Linked DNA regions of Homo sapiens: region 2 is linked to region 1. Evidence: chromatin contacts called from ENCODE Hi-C or POLR2A ChIA-PET data. All regions are on one chromosome and are shown on one strand. The core of a region is the stretch at or near the end of the contact, and the rest is flanking DNA. Distances in the headings are between cores, read along the strand shown.

The links. A loop is a pair of places that touch in the nucleus more often than their neighbours do. ChIA-PET counts read pairs that join two places held with the same protein, here RNA polymerase II (POLR2A). Pooled maps may share reads with other maps.
Region 2: a pooled map shows a loop between it and region 1 (2.0-fold over the local background). The contact joins two enhancer-like sites. A Hi-C loop is called at or near these places in 1 of 168 maps with a recorded cell type or tissue (MCF 10A) and 5 of 50 pooled maps. POLR2A ChIA-PET finds 5 or more read pairs at or near these places in 4 of 52 experiments (CD4-positive, alpha-beta T cell, PC-3, PC-9 and 1 more).

What each region holds. Positions count from the first base shown.
Region 1 is chr1:23,114,874-23,121,748 of GRCh38, reverse strand. All of the region lies in intron 1 of LUZP1 (leucine zipper protein 1), which reads left to right. Among named protein-coding and RNA genes, the nearest start is that of LUZP1, 51 kb to the left of the region's middle. Within about 2 kb of position 2,733, at least 3 of the 41 ENCODE cell types and tissues checked have a DNase peak (open chromatin) inside an H3K27ac peak, as active enhancers do.
Region 2 is chr1:23,399,390-23,405,893 of GRCh38, reverse strand. The region is part of intron 5 of TCEA3 (transcription elongation factor A3); the gene reads left to right. Among named protein-coding and RNA genes, the nearest start is that of TCEA3, 22 kb to the left of the region's middle. RefSeq lists an enhancer at 1,815-1,864. Within about 2 kb of position 2,778, at least 31 of the 41 ENCODE cell types and tissues checked have a DNase peak (open chromatin) inside an H3K27ac peak, as active enhancers do.

The DNA of each region.
Region 1 (6,875 bases), core at 1,484-3,983:
TGAGCCACCATGCCCAGACTACTTTTTAATGTTTGAGGCAGGGTCTTGCTCTGTCATCTGGAGTGCAGTGACTTGATCTCGGCTCACTGCAGCCTTGACCTCTGGGGCTTAAGCTATCCTCCCACTTCAGCCTCCCAAGTAGCTGGGACCACAGGTGTGTGCCACTACGCCTGACTAATTTTGTTTTATTTTTTATAGAGACAAGGTCTTACTATGTTGCCCAGGCTAGTCTTGAACTCCTGGCCTCAAGTGATCCTTCTGTCTTGGTCTCCCAAGTGCTGGGATTACAGGCATGAACCACTGTGCCTAGCCTATGTATTTTAATTTTTAAATTTGGATAAGACTTTATATAAATTTCTAGGCCAGAAAAACCAATTTTGGTTTGGGTACTATATGGTCATTGTACAGGAACAGATGTAAATTAACTAGAAGATGTGATCTCTGCTCTTGAGGCATTTAGAATGGTATGGAGAAAACAATAGGCAGTACAAATTATTGAAGAAGTACAAAAACTATTACAGACTAAATTAGCTGTATATAACTACCTACCTAAGTGCCAAGGGGCTGTTTGGTCAGTAGGGTTTACAGCTCCCCATTGGAGCAGGTTTTCCCCTTATTTTTTTAGCTTTGTTTATAAAGATATAAGCCAGCAGCTTATAAATGTGGTTGTTTGTAATCTTGGGGATTTTTCTCCCTGGGCTGGTCTTATTTTTTGCTTAAGACATAATAAAATACTCTGGGTAACTGATTTTTATGGAGACGAGAAAAACTTAAGAGGTAGTCAGCTCAGTAAAGCAATAGCAGATAGTGGTCTGATCCACCTCGTTTGTAGAGGCCAGGGGAGTGGAGATGGTGGTGTTCTTGTTTCTGCCTCTTTTGGGCACTGAAGCAAGAGAGGCTAAATATGAAAGCCCTCCTTTAGTTGATATCAGCTTGCCTTAGGTTAGCAAAGTATTTAAAATATGAGCCTCAATTTCTTCAACATATAAAATGAATTTGATAATATCCTTATGGGGTCATTATTAAGGATTGAGAGTATGGATGTGAAAGTGCTTTGAACTATGAAATAATGTATAAGCATTAGGTATTATTGTCAGGCGTAGTGGCTCATGCCTGTAATCCTAGCACTTTGGGAGGTCGAGAGAAGAGGATCGTTTGAGGCCAGGAGTTCAAGACCAGCCTGGGCAACATAGCAAGACCCTGTCTCTACAAAAAAATAAAAATAAAAAAAATTAGCTGGGCATTTTGGTGCACAGATACTTGGGAGGCTGAGGTGGGAGGGTCTCTTGAGCCCAGGAGCTTAAGGCTGCATTAAGCCATGATTGCACCATTGCACTCCTGCCTGGGTGACAGAGAGACCTGTCTCCATATATATATGTTTATTTATTTATTAGGAGGTATATTATTTAGAGCGTAGGAGGCATGCACTTCTGAGGCCCTTGTCAGGATATCTTCTAGGGATCCTGAATTTCAGATGATTCTGGGCATTCAATAATTGGACTTCCTAGGCTGGTGCCGTGTCTCATGTCTATAATTCCAGCATTTTGGGAGGCTGAGGTGGGTGAATTGCTCGAGCTCTGGAGTTTGAGACCAGCCTGGGCAACATGGTGAAACCCCATCTCTACAAAACTTACAAAACTTAGCTTGTTGTGGTGACACATCCCTGTAGTCCCAGCTACTCTGGGAGCTGAGCGGGGAGGATTTGCTTGAGTCCAGGGGGTTGAGACTGCAGGAAGCCACGATTGCTCCACCGCACTCCAGCTTCGGTGACAGAGCACGACTCTGTCTTTAAAAAAAAAAAAAACTACCAACAAAAAACAAAACCTGGACTTGAGCTGGTGATAATAAGAAAAATACTTTTATTTAATGTTATTTGAAAGGGTTGTACATGAGGGAGATGAATTATTCTTTCTTATAAGTTTATATAAGTCCATTTATACATAAGAGTCTTCGTAAGTATAGGCACTTATAATTTTCAGTAGTTTGGCCATTGAACATTTACTGAACTGTTACTGTGTGCCACGTTCTATGCACATGCTTGGATTCAGAGATGAAATACATAATTCTGGCCTTTCAGGAGCTCGGGGTTTGGTACAGGAGAGTAACAAGTAGACAATTATAATACAGAATGATAAGTGCTATACTAGAGATAAACCTAGGGTTTTTCAGAAGGGCTTATTCTTACTTGATTCCTCTCAACATCCTCTCCAGACTTTGTTTAAAAGTTGTAAGAGATATCTTAATGAGGCCTGGAGAAATGAAGCAGTTTGCCTAAGGTCACACCCATAGCTTGTTATTTTTAAAGCTAAAACTAAGATCTGAGTTGTCATACTTGCTTTCACTTTCAGTTATGTCCTAGCTAATCAGGAGGCTGAGGCAGGAGGATTGCTCGAGCCCAGGAGTTCGAGGTTATAGTGAGCTGTGATTGTGCCACTTCACCGTAGCCTGGGCAACAGAGTGATACCCTGTCTCAAAAAAAAAAAAAAAAAAAAAAAAAGAGCTAGTCACATCAGGTCGTTAAAAAAAATGTTGACTGTTTATTTCACACTGTACCAGGCCAATGGCAGTACAAAAGAATAAGGTGGTCTATAATTATGGTGTAGTAGGGATAGTAAGTATAAAAAAATGAGAAATTAGCATCAAGTCAATTCAACTAATACTTTTGTGAAGCTCCACGTTAATTGCTACGGGGAATATAAAACAACATAGGACAACCTACCTGTGGCTTTTTCTTTAGGAGATGGTGTCAGATAAACCTGTAATGCAAAGTAGACTAAGAAAATTGCTCAAGTAGAGATACAGACAAAGTGCATTGGGAACATAGGCCCAAGAATCTTAGAATATTAGAACCAAAAGGACAGGTAGAGGTGATCAGTTCTAGTGGTCTTTAGTTACCATTTTGGAGACATGGAGCCCATTTGGTTAGAGAAATTTGAGGAACCTTGCAAAAATCAGGGAATCAAGTGAAATTAGGATGACAATATAAAATTTTCAGCTGCCAGGAAGAAGAGGACTTGAACTGGAAATAGGCAGCCTTGGATCACAGAAATAGAGTATTGTAGAACTGAGGCCTTTTTAAAGTAAAACCTAACACCTAAACTGGCCAAAGGTAGACCCACTGTACCTATGACAATAACCATGTTTTATTGTGTACAAAGTACTTTCACATACATTCTTCTGTTTGGTCCTTATAATCTTGTAGTCAAGACACATTGTCATTTCTGTGTTACAAATGAGGAAACTATTCTAGTAAGTTGGAGAGACAAGAGTAGAACTCAGGATTCTACTGCCCATTGTACTACCTGGTGTGTGAATGTGAGTGAGTTTTAATTTTAATTTTAATTTTTTTTTGAGATGGAGTCTTGCTCTCTTGCCCAGGCTGAAGTGCAGTGGTGTGATCTCAGTTCACTGAAACCTCCGCCTCCCGGGTTCAAGCAATTCTCGTTGCCTCAGCCTCCTGAGTAGCTGGGACTACAGATGTGTGCCACCATGCCTAGCTAATTTTTGTGTTTAGAGATGGGGTTGCACCATGTTGATCAGGCTGGTCTCGAACTCCTGACCTCAAGTGATCCACCCACTTTGGCCTCCCACAGTGCTGGGATTACAGGCGCAAGCCACCATGACTGTTTGTTTTTATTTATTATTTATTATTATTTTTTGAGATGGAGTCTCGCTCTGTCGCCCAGGGTGGAGTGCAGTGGCGCAATCTCAGCTCGTTGCAGCCTCCACCTCCCGGGTTCAAGCAAGTCTCCTGCCTCAGCCTCCTGATTAGCTGGGACTACAGGCGTACGCCACCACGCCTGGCTAATTTTTGTATTTTTAGTAGAGACAGGGTTTCACCATGTTTGCCAGGTTGGTCTCGAACTCCTGACTTCGTGATCTGCCCGCCTCGGCCTCCCAAAGCGCTGGGATTACAGCCGTGAGCCACTGTGCCCAGCCTCCTGTTTGTTTTTAATAATGTAGACTTTGACGTGAGACATGTTGGCAAGTGTGACTTAGTAAAAGAAGGAGATAGACATAGTTATAGCTACAAGAAGGAACTTAGGGCTTAGGGGTGGGAGGCAGAACTGGCACAGAGCCTGATTATTCTGACTTGGGCATCTTCCTTGCCCTTTTGGATGCTGCCTTATTATACCTCTGGCCCCACCCATCCACCTCTCTTAGTACTTATTTAAAATTATTTCTGCTGTAACTGGGCAAGTTACTTTCTCAAGGTGTTCCCCCCCCCCGCCCCCCCCCCCAGGGCTTCCTGATTGTGGGGGGGGGGGGGGGAGAGAGAGAGAGAGAGAGAGAGGAAAAAAAAAAAGAATGTGTACAGTGATGAAAAGAAAATTGAATTAATATGTGTAGGGTATATTTTCGTTCAGGCATTATGTGCTTAGGCATTTAATGTATATTTTTATATAATCCTTACAACAGTCCCATGAAGTTTAGATGTAATCTCTATATACAGTTGTGGAAACTGAGGTTGTGAAGTTTAATCACTTAAAGTAATATGTGACTGAATTAGAATAGAACCCAGATAATCTGACTTTCAATCCCATGTGTGGTTTTCCCTTATAGCATGTTGCCAGGGCAGCAGGCAGGATGGAGAGAGAGTGTGGAATAGAGACAAAGGGAAATTCCCTAGAAGCAATAAAATGGAAATAAACTTGTTACAGGGGGTAGAAATAATAGTGACCCTGTAAAATATGCCTTCAAATTAAAATAGCAGCAGAAAACCTTTTTCACTCAGGCTCTCTAATAGGTACAGCTTAGTATTCTTCTTCTGATACCACCAAGTATATAGAAGGGCATTTTAATCTTCCATTTTAAGAGATGAGATACACTTCTCCTAAGGGAGATGAGATGCATGTAAAACAAAAAACTTCTAGATTGATGCTCTGGGCACTTAACAGTCAGTACAAGGGAAGTCACATTCTCTGAGTTGAGTGTGAAGGTAAAAAGATTCGAAACCTTTGGGTGACTTGCACCTCCTAAGACTTGCAGCTCGTACATGTGACAGACAGTGCTAGGATAGTACCCTCATTAAACAAAAATAACAACAAAACTGATCCTCAACTCTACATTTTCCTTATCACTTTCACACAGGCAAACTTTTCTTTCTTTTCTTTTCTTTTCCTTTTCTTTTCTCTTTTTTCTTCTCTTTGCCTTTTTTTTTTTTAACAGTCCAGTGGTCTTTTACTTTTTTACACCTTCTGATTTGGCCAACTTTCTTTCATTCATTTATTTATTTGGAGGCAGGGTCTTGCTCTGTCACCCAGCAGTGATGAAACCATAGTTTACTGTAACCTTGAACACGTGGGCTCAAGCAATTCTCCCGTCTCAGCTTACTGAGTAGCTAGGACTACAGGCATATACCACCATGCCTGGCCAATGAAACAGTGTCTCACTCTGTCCAGGCTGGAGTATAGTGGCTCCACTCACTGCAGCCTCAGTCTCCTAGATCAAGTGATCCTCCCACTTCAGCCACCCGAGTAGCTGGGACTACAGGCATACGCCACCACACCTGGCTAATTTTTAAATTGTTTTAAGAGACAAGGTCTCACTATGTTGCCCAGGCTGGTCTCGATCTCCTGAGCTCAAGTGATCCTCCCATCTCAGCCTCCCAAAGTGCTGGGATTGTAGGCGTGAGTCACTGCACCTGGCCTGGTTTTATTTTTGGAGAGATGGGGTCTTGCTATGTTGCCCAGGCTGGTCTCAAACTCCTGGGCTCGAGTGATCCTCCTGCCTCAGCTTCCCAAAATGTTGGAATTACAGGCTTTAGGCACTGTGCTTGGCCTTGGCCAACTTTCTCTCCGTAGGTGAATAACAATTTTAGATGTGATTCTGTTGCTAAACTTCACAAACATGGGCAAGGAAGCCTAGTCTCAATTGTAGACCACTGGTTAGAAAAGGAAACAGCAGGGCCGGGCGTGGTGGTTCACGCCTGTAATCCCAGCACTTTGGGAGGCTGAGGTGGGTGGATTACTTGAGGTCAGGAGTTTGAGAACCAGCCTGGCCAACATGGTGAAACCCCATCTCTACTAAAAATACAAAAATTAGCTGGGCGTGGTGGCATGCACCGGTAATCCCAGCTACTCGGGAGGCTGAGACAGGAGAATCGCTTGAACCCGGGAGGCGGAGGTTGCAGTGAGCCGAGATCGTGCCACTGCACTCCAGCCTGGGCAACAGAGCGAGACTTTGTCTCCAAAAAAAAAGAGGAAGTAGCAGAGCCGGTTCTTTGAGTGCCAGCTTTCAAATAGATACATTAATCTCAACCTAGTTTTATCAATTATTTATTAATAAGCACTCCCAAAGTGCACAAAAGTTCTTAAGTTCTTTCTAATTCTGATCTTGTTTATACTCTTCTTTGGTAAGGTTTCTTTGGCAAGGTGAAAAATAACCTGACACATAGAGATGGGATTGCTGGATTCTAGTTTTGTTTGTCTGTTACTAGCTTCCTAAAAAGGTCTCAGAAGTCCCTTTGTTTGCTCATCTGTCATATGAGATAAGAGTATTTGCCTTCTCATCCTAAAGGTTACGTAGATTTAAAAAGTTATTCTGGGAGAATTAGAAGCACTTTCAGTTGAAAGACATTATTTTACAGCAGTCCTCTATCATAGATAGGTACTGAAATATCTATTATTGATGCGATTTAAGTATTAATGGCAAGACTTATAGAAAATTATTAAAAAAGTTTGAATAATTTATATAACATGAGGTACTCCAATTAATCAAATGGTATGCCTCTACTTAGATCTTTTCGGACCTGTTTATAGTTTCTACAAGGGCAAATGGAGATAGCATGGTTAAGGATGTCATTCATAGTGTTATTGGAAAGGACAATAGTATATCATTGTTAAATATCATTTAGTCTGGCCTTTTTGTTTGAC
Region 2 (6,504 bases), core at 1,529-4,028, 280 kb before region 1:
TGAAGCGTCATCCTATCCCCAGATGAAACACTGGTCACTAATGACATTCTAGGTTTGATGCTGTAATCAAAACACTCGACATTCATGTAAGGATTTGAGCCTCCAGACTCCTCTCCTGACTTTGTCTTCATGGTCTTGAAATCTCCTGGCTCCCTCCCCTAATGCATTCTTTCTCTGAAGGTCAGTCAAACAGAATCTGTTTGTCCTTCCAGAAGCTGTGCCATTTCCTGCTGGTTCAGTACTGAGGGTAGGAAACCAAAAGGGACACAAGGAAGTCTCATTAATTTTTTTTTTTTTTTGAGATGAAGTCTCGCTCTGTTGCCAGGCTGGAGTGCAGTGGCACGATCTCGGCTCAGTGCAACTTCCATCTCCCGGATTCAAGTGATTCTCCTGCCTCAGCCTCCAAAGTAGCTGGGACTACAGGCATGTGCCACCATGCCCACCTAATTTTTTGTATTTTTAGTAGAGACGGGGTTTTACCATGTTGGCCAGGATGGTCTCGATCTCTTGACCTTGTGATCCACCCTCTTCGGCCCCCCAAAGTGCTGGTATTACAGGTGTGAGCCACCGTGCCAGGCAGCAAATCTCATTAATTTGTCTCCTACCCAGACTGTTTCCTGCATGATTTACTTCTCTATTTCATTTTTCTCTTCCGTTCTTTCATCCATTCATTGATTTGGCAAGCACATCTATTGAGCACTTCCTTGCAAATTCAACATTCTCTGGGGATCAAGAGCACATGCATACACGGGGTGACTAGTGGAGATCATGGCAAACTAGAAAGTATGTGCCTGTCTGAAGGGGGCAGCCACTACCCCACTGCAGCTGATTGTTGCTTTGGGGAAATGCAGGTCCAGGGTGCCATGTCTTCCAATTTTTTAAAGAAAAGCCAGACACCTAGATTTTCATATGGAACTCCCCGACACCACCTTTTCTGAGACAGGATCTCACCCAGGCTGGAGTGCAGTGGTATAAACAGGGCTCACTGCAGCCTCAACCTCCTGGGCTCAAGCAATCCTCCTGCTCCAGCCTCCCGTGTAGCTAGGACCACAGGTGCACACCACCACACCCAGCTAACTTAAAAAAAATTTTTTTTTTGTAGAGACAGAGTCTCACTTTGTTGCCCAGGCTGGTCTCGAACTCCTGGGCTCAAGAAATCCTCCTGCCTCAACCACCCAAAGTGCTGGGATTACAGGTGTGAGCCACCGCGCCTGGCCAAAACTCCCAGTTTTCAGTATCAGCAACATATTCACATTTTTCTAAGACACAATAGGGAGACAAAACATATTTGTAGCTCACCCATTTTTGACCTGTAAGGCCAGGCAAAGGTTGAAACTCATCACCTCTCCCTTCTTAGGGCTAACCATGAGTGCAGAGGCAGACACCAAAATGCATGTTTTTAGAAAGGGGTAGGTATAAAACACCGTGGGAACATAGGAAGCATGTCTCAATATGACTATAAAAGTCAAAGGAGGCTTCGTGGAAGAGAAAGTATTTGAGCTGAGAATGGAAAGTCAATAGGAGGAGTTTGGGAGGCGAGTCAGGAGAGTCATTTCAAGCAGAAAGAAATGGCACACCCAAAGGTGTGGAAGTGGGAGTGAGCACGATGCTCTGGGAACTGTAGCTGGAGTACCAGGAAGCAGACCACGGAGGATACCATGTTGACAGGGGAGAAAGTTGACTGTTCTCAGTTGTCCTTTTACCTGGCTATCAGAATGATTTGCCATTTGCAGAGCATGCTCGCTGATGCAGTAACTGAAATGCCCTCGAGGTGGCGCACAGAAGCAGCGGGCCCGGCCTCCAGATGCCTCTACTCAGACCTGGGGCAGGAGGATTTTCTAAGGACTGGTGCGGTGCGGGCACATCCGGGGAGCAGAAGGAAGCTGTTGATAAATCCAACCTCCCACCCCGGCCGATGATGCCCTCTCTGCAGTTTGGCTCAGTTCCCAGGCGTGTGCATTGAAAGCAAAATGAGTGTGGCTGCCTGAAATGCTGCCCAGACACGAATTCCAGCCAGCCAGCCAGCTCCTAACCGGGGAGGCGGGACCAGGGCTGGGTGTGCCCTGCCAGGAAGGTGGGAAGAAATGCTCCAAACAGCCTAGTCTTGCTCAGGTAGGAGGACTCTGGAAACCTCTCTTTTAAAGACACAGTTGATGTGTTGAAAAGAATTTGGAAGGGCGACAGGCAGGTTCGTGGTCTGACTATACCCTTTGCTAGTTGGATGGATAACTTGGGGCAGTAACTTGGATGGATAATTCAGTTCAGCTCTCTGAGCTTCAGTCTACTGATCTGTAAAATGGAGACAATTATGAACCCCTTTCAAGGTCATTGTGAGGATTAAATGAGGTAATGAAATACCCAGCACTGTTCCCAAACCATGTAAATGCTCAATAAATACATAATACTTTGTAATAATACTCATATGAAACCTGGTTATCTATGTAAACTGCCTAATACTTTGTCACTTAGTTGCTTTCATCTGCCCCATAAGATGGGTACTATTATTATTCCGATTTTACGTGTGAAAAAAACTGAGGCACCTAGGGGTTAAGGAACTCACCCAAGGTCACATAGCTACAAAGTGTTGGTCTCAGGCTGTGAACCTGGGAGTTTGGCTCCAGAGACTAGGTTCTTAATAAGTAAACCAACTCAGTGCAGTCGTTTCAAAAACGACCACCATTATTACTGTCATTCGTTGGGGCTCCTTCAAAGCAGCATGCTGCAGGCTCCCCTGACAGTTTTCCTGTGGTGAGTCATAGCTGTTGAGAATGTGCAATGGCACGCACAGGTCAGCGAGACACCATCCCAGCTGCAGGAGATGGCGTTGCCTGGGTCCTGGGAGTTGACAGAGGCTGGCTTTGAGAGAGATCCCTCTCGTACTCCCAGAGAGAGAGATCCCTCTCTTAGGCCCAGAGAGTGGGGCCACTGTCCTTCCAAAGAGGACCTTCCTCTTTCCACATTTCAGCCCTGGGGGACCCTCTGGGTGTGCCTTTCATCTCTCTGTGGTCAGTTCCTCAATTCATCATGTATTCATTCATTTATTCATTTATCCATCCATTTAGCAATGATGTATCAAGTGTCCACCTAGAGCACTGTTACAGGAGCTGGAATGCAGTGGTGAACCCGTGACAGGGTCCCAATACTCTGGAGCCTGTAATCTGGAGATGGAGGCAGACGATGTTTATAAACACATAAACAAGCTAATCATACACTTGGATAAGTGCTGTAAAAGCGAGAAATCAGGTGATGTGCTAGAGAATTACAGGGCGGGGACCATCAGCCTCAGCTGAGGTGGTGAGGGAAGGCCTCCCTCATGCGAGCTGAGACCTGGAGGAGGAAGAGCATTCCAGGAAGGAAGACCAGCCTGTGCAAAGGCCCGGCAGTGGGAGGGATGGGTATGTTTAAGGAACAGAAAGAAGCAGTGCTGTGGAGGCCTTCCGTAAACCATGCGGAGAGCATGGCATGAGATTACATCAGAAAGTGGGTAGGGGCAGGACGTGCAGGGGCTGGGAGGCTGTGGTGAGCTTTTGGTTTTGTTTTTGTTTGTTTTTTTGGAAACACAGTCTCACTCGGTCACTCAGGCTGATGTGCAATGGCATGATCTCAGCTCACTACAGCCTCCACCTCCCGGGTTCAAGCGATTCTTGTGCCTCAGCCTTTTGAGTAGCTGGGATTACAGGCATGCGCCACCATACCCAGCTAATTTTTATATGTTTAGTACAGACAGTGTTTCGCCATGTTGGCCAGGCTGGTCTCAAACTCCTGACCAAAGTGATCCTCCCACCTCGATCTGCCAAAGTGCTGGGACTTTAGGCATGAGCCACTGCACCCGGCCAGGAGTTTTACTTTATGCTAAAAATAATTGGAAGCTGTTACACCACCAGTCCCCAACCTTTTTGGCACCAGGGACTGGTTTCATAGAAGACGGTTTTTCCATGGACCAGGGTTTGTAGGGGATGGTTTCAAGACGAAACTGTTCCACCTCTGATCATCAGGCATTAGATTCTCGTAAGGAGCGTGCAACCTAGATCCCTCACATGCGCAGTTCACAACAGGGCCCACCTCCTGATGTGTGGCCCGGTTCCTAACAGGCCACAGACTGGTACCAGTCCGTGGCCCCAGGGGGTGGGAACCCCTGTGTTGGAGGGTTAGAGGCAGGGGAGTGACTTGATCCGCTGTGAATTTTTGAAAAGTCCCTCTGGCGGCTCTTTGGCAAATGGATTATAGTGGGGGAAGAGGACACAGGGAAACCAGTTTTGGGGCTATTGTGACTGTTCAGGTGGGAACCCTGTGACCAGGATCAGGCTTGGGGGCAGGAACATCCGTTTTGGATGCCAACAGCCCCGCGAGTTCACGCCCTGTCCAGCCTTTCCTCACCCAAACCTCCTGCTGCAATCTGACTCCAGGAGAAATCTGCTTGGATCTCAGCTTCCCTGTCCCTCCACCATGCTGCCAGGCAACCCAGTTGTCAGGCAGGGTCGGGTAGAATTAAGGCTAGATTAATCTAGGACAGTAAGTTTCAAACTGCATTAAAAATAAATAAAAGCTAGGAAATGAATCCCTTTGGACAAAATTTTTAGAAATTCAAAATGTAAACCTTACAAGAACAGAGTTTACCATCCCCAGCCCACCTCACCGGTATGCATGGAGGCACTTTTGAGGAACCTCAAGTCTCTAGAGAATGCAAAAATCCCAAAGGTCCAGGGGTCTGGGGTGAAAGAGGAGATCCAAGGTCAGGCCAAACAGCAAGAGGTGGGGGACAGGGAGGTCACCAGCAGAGTCCACACTGAGCTGTGCCCAGCAGGATGTTGGATGGGATTCTCTGGTAACTCCAGGTTGTTGATCCTGAGAAGCCTGGGCTACTCAGTTAGCCTCACTCTCAGACACAACTCCCTGGGCCTGAGAGACTTTGTCAGAAGTCCAGAATCCTCTTCTTCCTGAAAGGAAGTAGCATGTCCACAGCCTGAAAGTGAACATGAGAAGCAGCTGTGGATCCAGGCCCCAAGGCTGCCTGGCGCAGCTGCCCAGGCTGTGCACTGTATAATTACAGGAGGTACCAAGCTACTAATGTAAATGGTGCCTCCTGGAGTGAGGAAATGCAGCAGCTCTCTGGGCGCTTCCACAAGGGCTCAGTTTGGTAAGACCCTCGAGTGGGTCTTAATTTCACTCCAGGAGGGGACCTTAATTTTTTCAACTCTGATGAGTCCACTTTTTTCTCAACAGAGATATAGGGGCTGGCTGGCAGATTCTGATGGGTTATTGAAAAAGGAGGTGAGAAGAGCAGAGGAATGAAGACAGAGACTTCCTGACTTCCTGGCTCCTACCCTAAAGAATAGTGCAAAAACATCTTGGGAGGGAGGGAGTTGTGCAACTATCACAAAGTCTTGCCAGGCACAGTGGCTCATGCCTGTAATCTCAGCACATTGGGAGGCCAAGGCGAATGGATCACTTGAGGCCAGGAGTTTGAGTCCAGCCTGAGCAACATATTGAGACCCCCATTTCTACAAAAAAAAAAAAAAAGCCTGGTGTGGCGGCATCTGCCTGTAGTCAGTCCTAGCTACTTGGGAGGCTGAGGCAGGAGGATTGTTTGAGCCCAGGAGTTCGAGATTGCAGTGAGCTATGATTGACACACTTCACTTCTTCAAGGCTCCATTCCATCATCTGTAAAATGGGCCCAGTAATTTGTGACTTTTAGGGTTACCAAAAAGAATAAACAGCAGAGCAGTGGTAAATGGTGGCTTTTGTTTTACCATCCTTAACAAACCCCAGAGTCTGGTTAGATCCTTTCTCTCCAACTCCCTCTCCTTCTTACAAGCTCCCTCACCCTCACGCTCCAGCTGCATTGAGCCCTTTGACATTGCCCATGCAAACCTTGGCCTTCTACACTTCCATCATTTCTGCCAAGAATGCATTTTTTTGGCCGGGCACAGTAGCTCATGCCTGTAATCCCAACACTTTGGGAGGCCAAGGCAGGTGGATCACCTGAAGTCAGGGGTTCAAGACCAGCCTGGCCAACATGGCAAAACCCCATCTCTACTAAAAATACAAAAATTAGCTGGGCGTGGTGGTGCATGCCTGTAATCCCAGCTTCTAGGTAGGCTGAGGCAGGAGAATCACTTGAATCCGGGAGGTGGAGGTTACAGTGAGCCAAGATTGTGCCACTGCACTCCAGCCTGGCAGCCTGGATGACAGAGTGAGACACCCTCTCAAAAAAAAAAAAAAAAGGTTTCTCACATCGCAAAAGTAGATAAATTCTGTATAGAAGATTTAGCAAATAGGCATAAGCAAACGAAGAAAATGAAAATCTCCTATCATTCCACCTCAGAGAGATAATTGCTATTAACATGGTATTATGGGCTGAATGTTTGTGACCCCCTAAAATTCATATGTTGAAATCCCAAACCCCATTGTGACTGTATTTGGGGATAGGGCCTTCATTAAGGTTAAATGAGGTCATAAGGGTGGAGCCCTGATCCAATAGGATTAGTGTCCCTATGAGAAGAG